Regions from separate parts of the Homo sapiens genome. Here region 1 is linked to region 2. A link is an interaction called in ENCODE POLR2A ChIA-PET data of the cell type or tissue named here. Cell type or tissue: Caco-2. All regions are shown on one strand. Links, peaks and the distances in the headings refer to the core of each region. The heading gives the core; the rest is flanking DNA.

Evidence for each region. ChIA-PET counts read pairs that join two places held together with the same protein. Peaks named below come from ENCODE experiments on the same cell type or tissue, not always from the same donor. Only the 100,000 strongest peaks of a DNase experiment are listed, where the experiment ranks them.
Region 1: POLR2A ChIA-PET joins it to region 2 with 5 read pairs; 6 of 35 experiments call an interaction of 5 or more read pairs at or near these places.

Annotation. Positions count from the first base shown.
Region 1 is chr15:72,733,408-72,736,339 of GRCh38, reverse strand. BBS4 (Bardet-Biedl syndrome 4) reads right to left here. Exons shown (of 16, transcript NM_033028.5): 13 at 1,158-1,227; 14 at 374-515. Among named protein-coding and RNA genes, the nearest start is that of ADPGK-AS1, 48 kb to the left of the region's middle. In Caco-2, for the core only: no CTCF peak of the experiment used is centred there; a DNase peak (open chromatin) is centred at 1,849.
Region 2 is chr15:72,591,459-72,594,390 of GRCh38, reverse strand. It overlaps ARIH1 (ariadne RBR E3 ubiquitin protein ligase 1), which reads right to left. Exons shown (of 14, transcript NM_005744.5): 14 at 1-2,932. Among named protein-coding and RNA genes, the nearest start is that of MIR630, 5.7 kb to the right of the region's middle. In Caco-2, for the core only: no CTCF peak of the experiment used is centred there; no DNase peak of the experiment used is centred there.

The sequences.
Region 1 (2,932 bases), core at 291-2,790, 140 kb before region 2:
AACCCAGGAGGCGGAGGTTGCAGTGAACTGAGATTGCGCCATTGCACTCCAGCCTGGGCAACAGAGCGAGATTCCGTCTCAAAAAAAAAAAAAAAAAAAAAGTGAAATAGAAGGAAGCTACAGACAGACACAGACCTCAACTTTGATGAGTTGAATTAGCAATAACAACTCAGTAAGCCTGAATTTCCTTTTATTATTATTCTAGGAAAGTTTTTCTCAGGCTGTTATTAATTGATGAACTCATGCTGCTAGGAACATCAAAGCCAGAACAGCCATGAACGTGTAATACCTTGGATTTGGATGATCTGGGCTTGATTTTTAAAAGTCTCCTGAGAGCTTACTTATGACTCTTGGGAGCTAATAAAAGACATACCTCAGAGTCAAATTCCAGAGAGCTATTGTCCTTGAGTAGGCTGACTTTCTTCTCCATCTCCTGATATTGGGCCAGGGCGTTCTTCTTCTCGCCCTGGTTGTACAGCAGCACAGCATAGTTCAGGTTTACTAAAGGGTTACACCTGTGGCAGACAGAGATTCTATGGAGCTGGGGGCTCTGCAACAAATGGTCATTTAGAGATCCTTCTCATTACACAAAAACAAAACAAAACTGGTTAAGTAGAGATTTCTCCATTATGCAGCAAGGTAGGTACATACGTGCTAAGCAGACCTGTGGAGAAGAATCAAGGAGTTAATGGCCTAACAAGCAAAGCTGGTATTGGGACCAAATCTGGCATCTCAGCCCTCAACAGAGACTACCTAGGCCAGGGTTGAAAAAGGGATCTCTACCCTGCTGTCTAGAAGATGCCAGCGGAGTAAATCCTGGAAGAGTCAAGTTTTATCTTGAATTAAACAGCCCAGAGTCCCATCTGATATTCCAGCTAGCCCATAGCTATCAGCAACCCAAGCCCACTGCCAGTTCTGACATTCTCTAGCCTCCTGATTACTCAGTTTAGGACTGGAAACATTTTCTCAGAGTGTCAATTCCTGCTGAGCCACCACATACTTAGGAGACACATCCCTCCACACTGAGGTCTGCTATGTACTAATGCCATAGAGGAACAGCTGGGCTGACACAGGCAGCACCAATGCTATGTATGGCACCACCTCATGGCTTTGGAGAGTCCAACCCCCGCCAGTACCATTCTCAACAAAGTGCATACTTATCCAGGTGGACTGCTTCTGCGTAGGCTCTCTTGGCATTTTCTATATCTTCCAGATTGGTCAGAGCCACTGCAACAAAGAAAGCACTGCAGCTGGAGAGCTCAGCTTAGAAGACAAAAGGAGTATTAAAGACTACCCCCAAAGTAAACTTCACCCTGTCAGCTCATGGCACCAGAGTTTACTAAGTCAGCTTAGATACCTGGTGCTATCTTCAACCATCTCTTCTACAGTCAATCAGTTGCCAGGTTCTATGCATCCTTTTTTTGCAGTTTCTTTTCTGACACTGCCCTTGTTCAGGCCCAAGTAGTTTTAGGCTTTCCATTTATTCCCCAGTGTCAAAGTCCCCACCTGCCTCCATTCCACCTTCCACAGCGCTGCCAGGTATCTCACTGCCTTACAAATCTGACCACATTACCATCCTACTTAGGAATCCTCACTGGCCCCCCACATCTATAACCATGATCTTTACACTTTCATTTAGCAGTAAAACACTCCCCCCACTTTTTAAAATCAGTATTTCCTTGACACCTAATATATAAAACAAAAACAGCTGCTCTGGAAGCCCTGCCCATTCCACCTCCCCACCAGCTATGCACTCACTCCTACCAGGCACCTAAGAGGAGATCTAGGAAGACAGCTGGACAAACATGGCCTCTAAGATAAAGTCCTTGCACTGTACGCATGACCTCCATAATCTGACCCCAGAATATCTTTCCTGATTCATCTCCCATCATATTCTCTAACACTAACCCCCACTAACAGCAAGGGACACTGCAGTTTCATGGCTGCATGCCTTTCTTCACAGTGGCTCCTCAGCCATTCTGTGCTATTCCATTTTAGCTTGTTGTTCAGGATCCAGTTTGAATGCCATCTCTACTTTGTAAAGTTAGCATCGCTGTTATCTCTTACATTATGGCTGTTTACATTTCTGTGTTCCATTAGAACCCAGCTATCTAAAGAAACTATCAACACAGTAAACAGACAATGTACAAAATGGGAGAAAATATTTGCAAACCATGCAGGTCTAATATCCAGGATCTATAAGGAACTTAAGCAAATTTACAAGAAGAATACAATCCCATTAAAATGGGCAAAGGACATAAACAGACACTTCAAAAGAAGTCATGTATGCAGCCAACAAGCATATGAAAAACTCTATCACTGATTAGAGAAATGCAAATTGAAACCACAGTGAGATAACCATCTCACACCAGTCAAAATGGCTATTATTAAAAACTCAAAATATAACATCCTGGTGAGGCTGCAGAGAAAAGGGAATGCTTATACACTGTTGATGGGAGTGTAAATTAGTTCAACCATTGTGGAAAGCAATCTGGCAATTCCCCAAAGAGCTAAAAATACAACTACCCTTCGACCCAGCAATCCCATTACTGGGTATATGCCCAAAGGAATGTAAATCGTTCTGCCATAAAGACACATGCATGTGTGTGTTCAATGCAGCACTATTCACAATAGCAAAGATGTGAAATCAACCTAAATGCCCATCAATGGTAGACTGGATAAACAAAATGTAAATGTACACCATGGAATACGACACAGCCATACAAAAGAACAAGATCGTGTCCTTTGCAGCAACATAGATGGAGCTGGAGGCCACCATCCTTAGCAAATTAATAAAGGATAGAAAACCAAATCCTGCATGTTCTCACTATAAGAGCTAAATGATGAGAACACATGGAGACACAGAGGGAAACAGACACTGGAGCTTACTGGAGGAGGGGGAGGGCCAGAAAAAAATAACTATTGGGTACTA
Region 2 (2,932 bases), core at 326-2,825:
CGAGACCAGGCTGACCAACATGGTGAAACCCCGTCTGTACTAAAAATACAAAAATTAGCCAGGCATGATGGTGTGTGCCTATAATCCCAGCTACTCAAAAGGCTGAGGCAGGAGAATTGCTTGAACCCGGGAGGCGGAGGTTGCAGTGAGCCAAGATCGCGCCACTGCACTCCAGCCTAGCCAACAAGAGCAAAACTCCGTCTCAAAAAAAAAAAAAGAAAAAAAGAAAAAGAAAAGAAAATCAAAAATATTTTAAAAATCAAATGCTTAAGAAAAAGTCTAATGTAAGATAAGCAAGTGTTACGCAAGGGAAGCTACAAAACATTGCTGAGAAAAAAATTTAATACCTAAATAAATGACAAGACTTAATATGTTCATGAATTAGCTGACTCAATACTATTAAAATGTTCATTCTAAATTGACCTATAGACTCAACAAAACCCCATATCAAGATTCTAGCAGTTTTTTCTTTTCTTTTTTTTTTTTGACAGGGTCTTGCTGTCACCCAAGCTGGAATGCAGTGGCATGAACACAGCTAACCCAGCACATCTACGTTTGAAAAACAAGATGAGCTAATTGTAAAACTTTTATGACAATCCAAAGAATCGACAATAACCAAAGCGATCTTGAAAAATAACAAAAAGGAAGGATTTACTAATTTAAAGACTTACTAGAAAGTTTCAATAATCCAAAGTGTGGTACTGATGTAAGGATACACAAATAGATTAATGGAACAGAACAGAAAATGTAGAAATACACACACACGTGATCAATTTTTAACCAAGCTACCAAGTCAATCTAATGGGTAAAGAAAAGTCTTTTTAAGTAAATGTTGCTGGAACAACTGTATATCCATGTTGGAAAAAAACCAAACCTCATTCTGTTCACAAAAATTAATTTGAGATGGATCACAGACCTAAACATAAAATCCCAAACCATAAAACTTCTAGAAGAAAATATATTCTTTGTGACTTTGAGGTCATAAAACCATAAAATAAAAAACTGATAAAGTGGATTTTATAAAAAAAATTTGTTCATCGAAAGATCCCAATAAGTGAATACATAGAGTCTTTAAAAAATCATAGCATATCTATCAAAGGATTTATATTCAAAATACAAAGAATAACACCTACAATAAAAAGACACCCAACTTTAAAATGAGAAAAGACATGAAAGACACTTCTTGAAAGATATACAAATGAAAAATAAGCATATGAAAAAGTGCTCAACTCATTAATCAGGGAAATGTAATGTAAATTAAAATCAGTTATTTCATATATGCTAAAATGGCTAATATAAAAAACAGTGACAGTGTAAATGTTGACAGACATGTGAAGCAACTGTAACTCTCATACATCACTGATAGGAGTACAAAATGGTAAAACCACTTTGGAGAATAAGAGGGCAGTTTCTTATAAACATGCACTTACCATATGACCCAGTAATTTTCTACTCTTATTTATCCAAGACAAGTGAAGATGTATATCCACAAAAAACAAAAACAAAAGGCTGTGTAAGAATATCGATAGCATCCTTATTCATAATTGCCCCAAACTGGAAACAACCTAAAGGTCCTTCAATAGGAGAATGAATAAACAAATTGTGGTATATTTATAGAATGAAATACTACTCAGCAATAAAGAACAATGTCCTAATACATACAGTATGCGTGTCTTTAAAGCATTATCAGTGAAAGAAGCCAGATGCAAAAGAGTACATTATTATATGATTCCACTTATATGTAATCCAAAAGCAGGTACAACAAATCTTTAGTGATAAAAATCAAGAAGTGATCACTGGAGTGGGGAGGTGCTCAGGGGTGATTTAAAAGTACTTGAGAATTTTCTGGGTTAATTGTAACATATTATGTCTTCTTTTGGTAGTTATTACACAGACGTATACAACTGTCAAAACATCAAACTTCACACTTAAGATGTGTGCATTTTGTAATATTAATTTCTATATATCAATTTAAAATAAAGGTGAGTAGTGGCTTCCTATTCCAGGAGTGTTTGTCTCCCACTCTTTACTGGCCTATTATCTCTTTGCTTCAGTGAGATTTTTGGGCTCCAATCTATTCAGGGCCAGGCCCTTGATTATGGAATTTATCTTAAAGAGCACACAATCCAGTGTCCCAGAGATAGCATTTAGAATCTGTAAAGCAATTTTGTGGAAACAACAGTCATTTATTTCCATTGGTTAGTGAGCAACCATTTGACCATTGTTAAGGCACTGGCTTGTACATGGACTTCCTTAAAGTACAGCACTTAACCTACTTTATTGCAAGCGAGTAAAAATGGAGTAAAAATTAATTATTCAAAGGCATGCAGAACACTATAACTTTTCATTAATCCCACTCTCTAGCATTTGCTGCCCTGACCTTTACAACACTCCAAATTAGTACTAGGATTTTGGGATACAAAATCATTTCCTATCCATGGCAGACATCTTTTCCAAAGCAGGTAGACACTCAGATCATTCTTCCTTATTGGAAAACTCTTTAGTGCTTTCCCTAGTTAGATAGAAATAAACCACAAGTCTGGGTATGTGGTAGGAATTTATTAACAAGCAAACATCTTTGTTCATACCAGGAAGACCAGCAATTAGATTATAAATGACTTGAGAGCAAGTGCAAGAACTTAACAATTTTAGAGCATTCCATGAGAATGTCTATTTGCCCAAGAAGGCCCACAAGAAGTGCTCTACAAATGCTGGTTATTATTTTATGCTGTACTTCCTCTGAGAAAATGATTTGACATACCGAGGTGGGAGTACACATAGCAAGGAAGTCTCCCTGTAAAAGGAAGCTGGGAAATTCAAGTAATGGTGTTTTTGGATAGGATCCCTAAGAAAACTTAGGACAAAATCCTGCTCTGTGTGTGTTTGCTCAGTCCTCAGGAATCCCACTTGACCAACTGACTCCAGAGAGCTA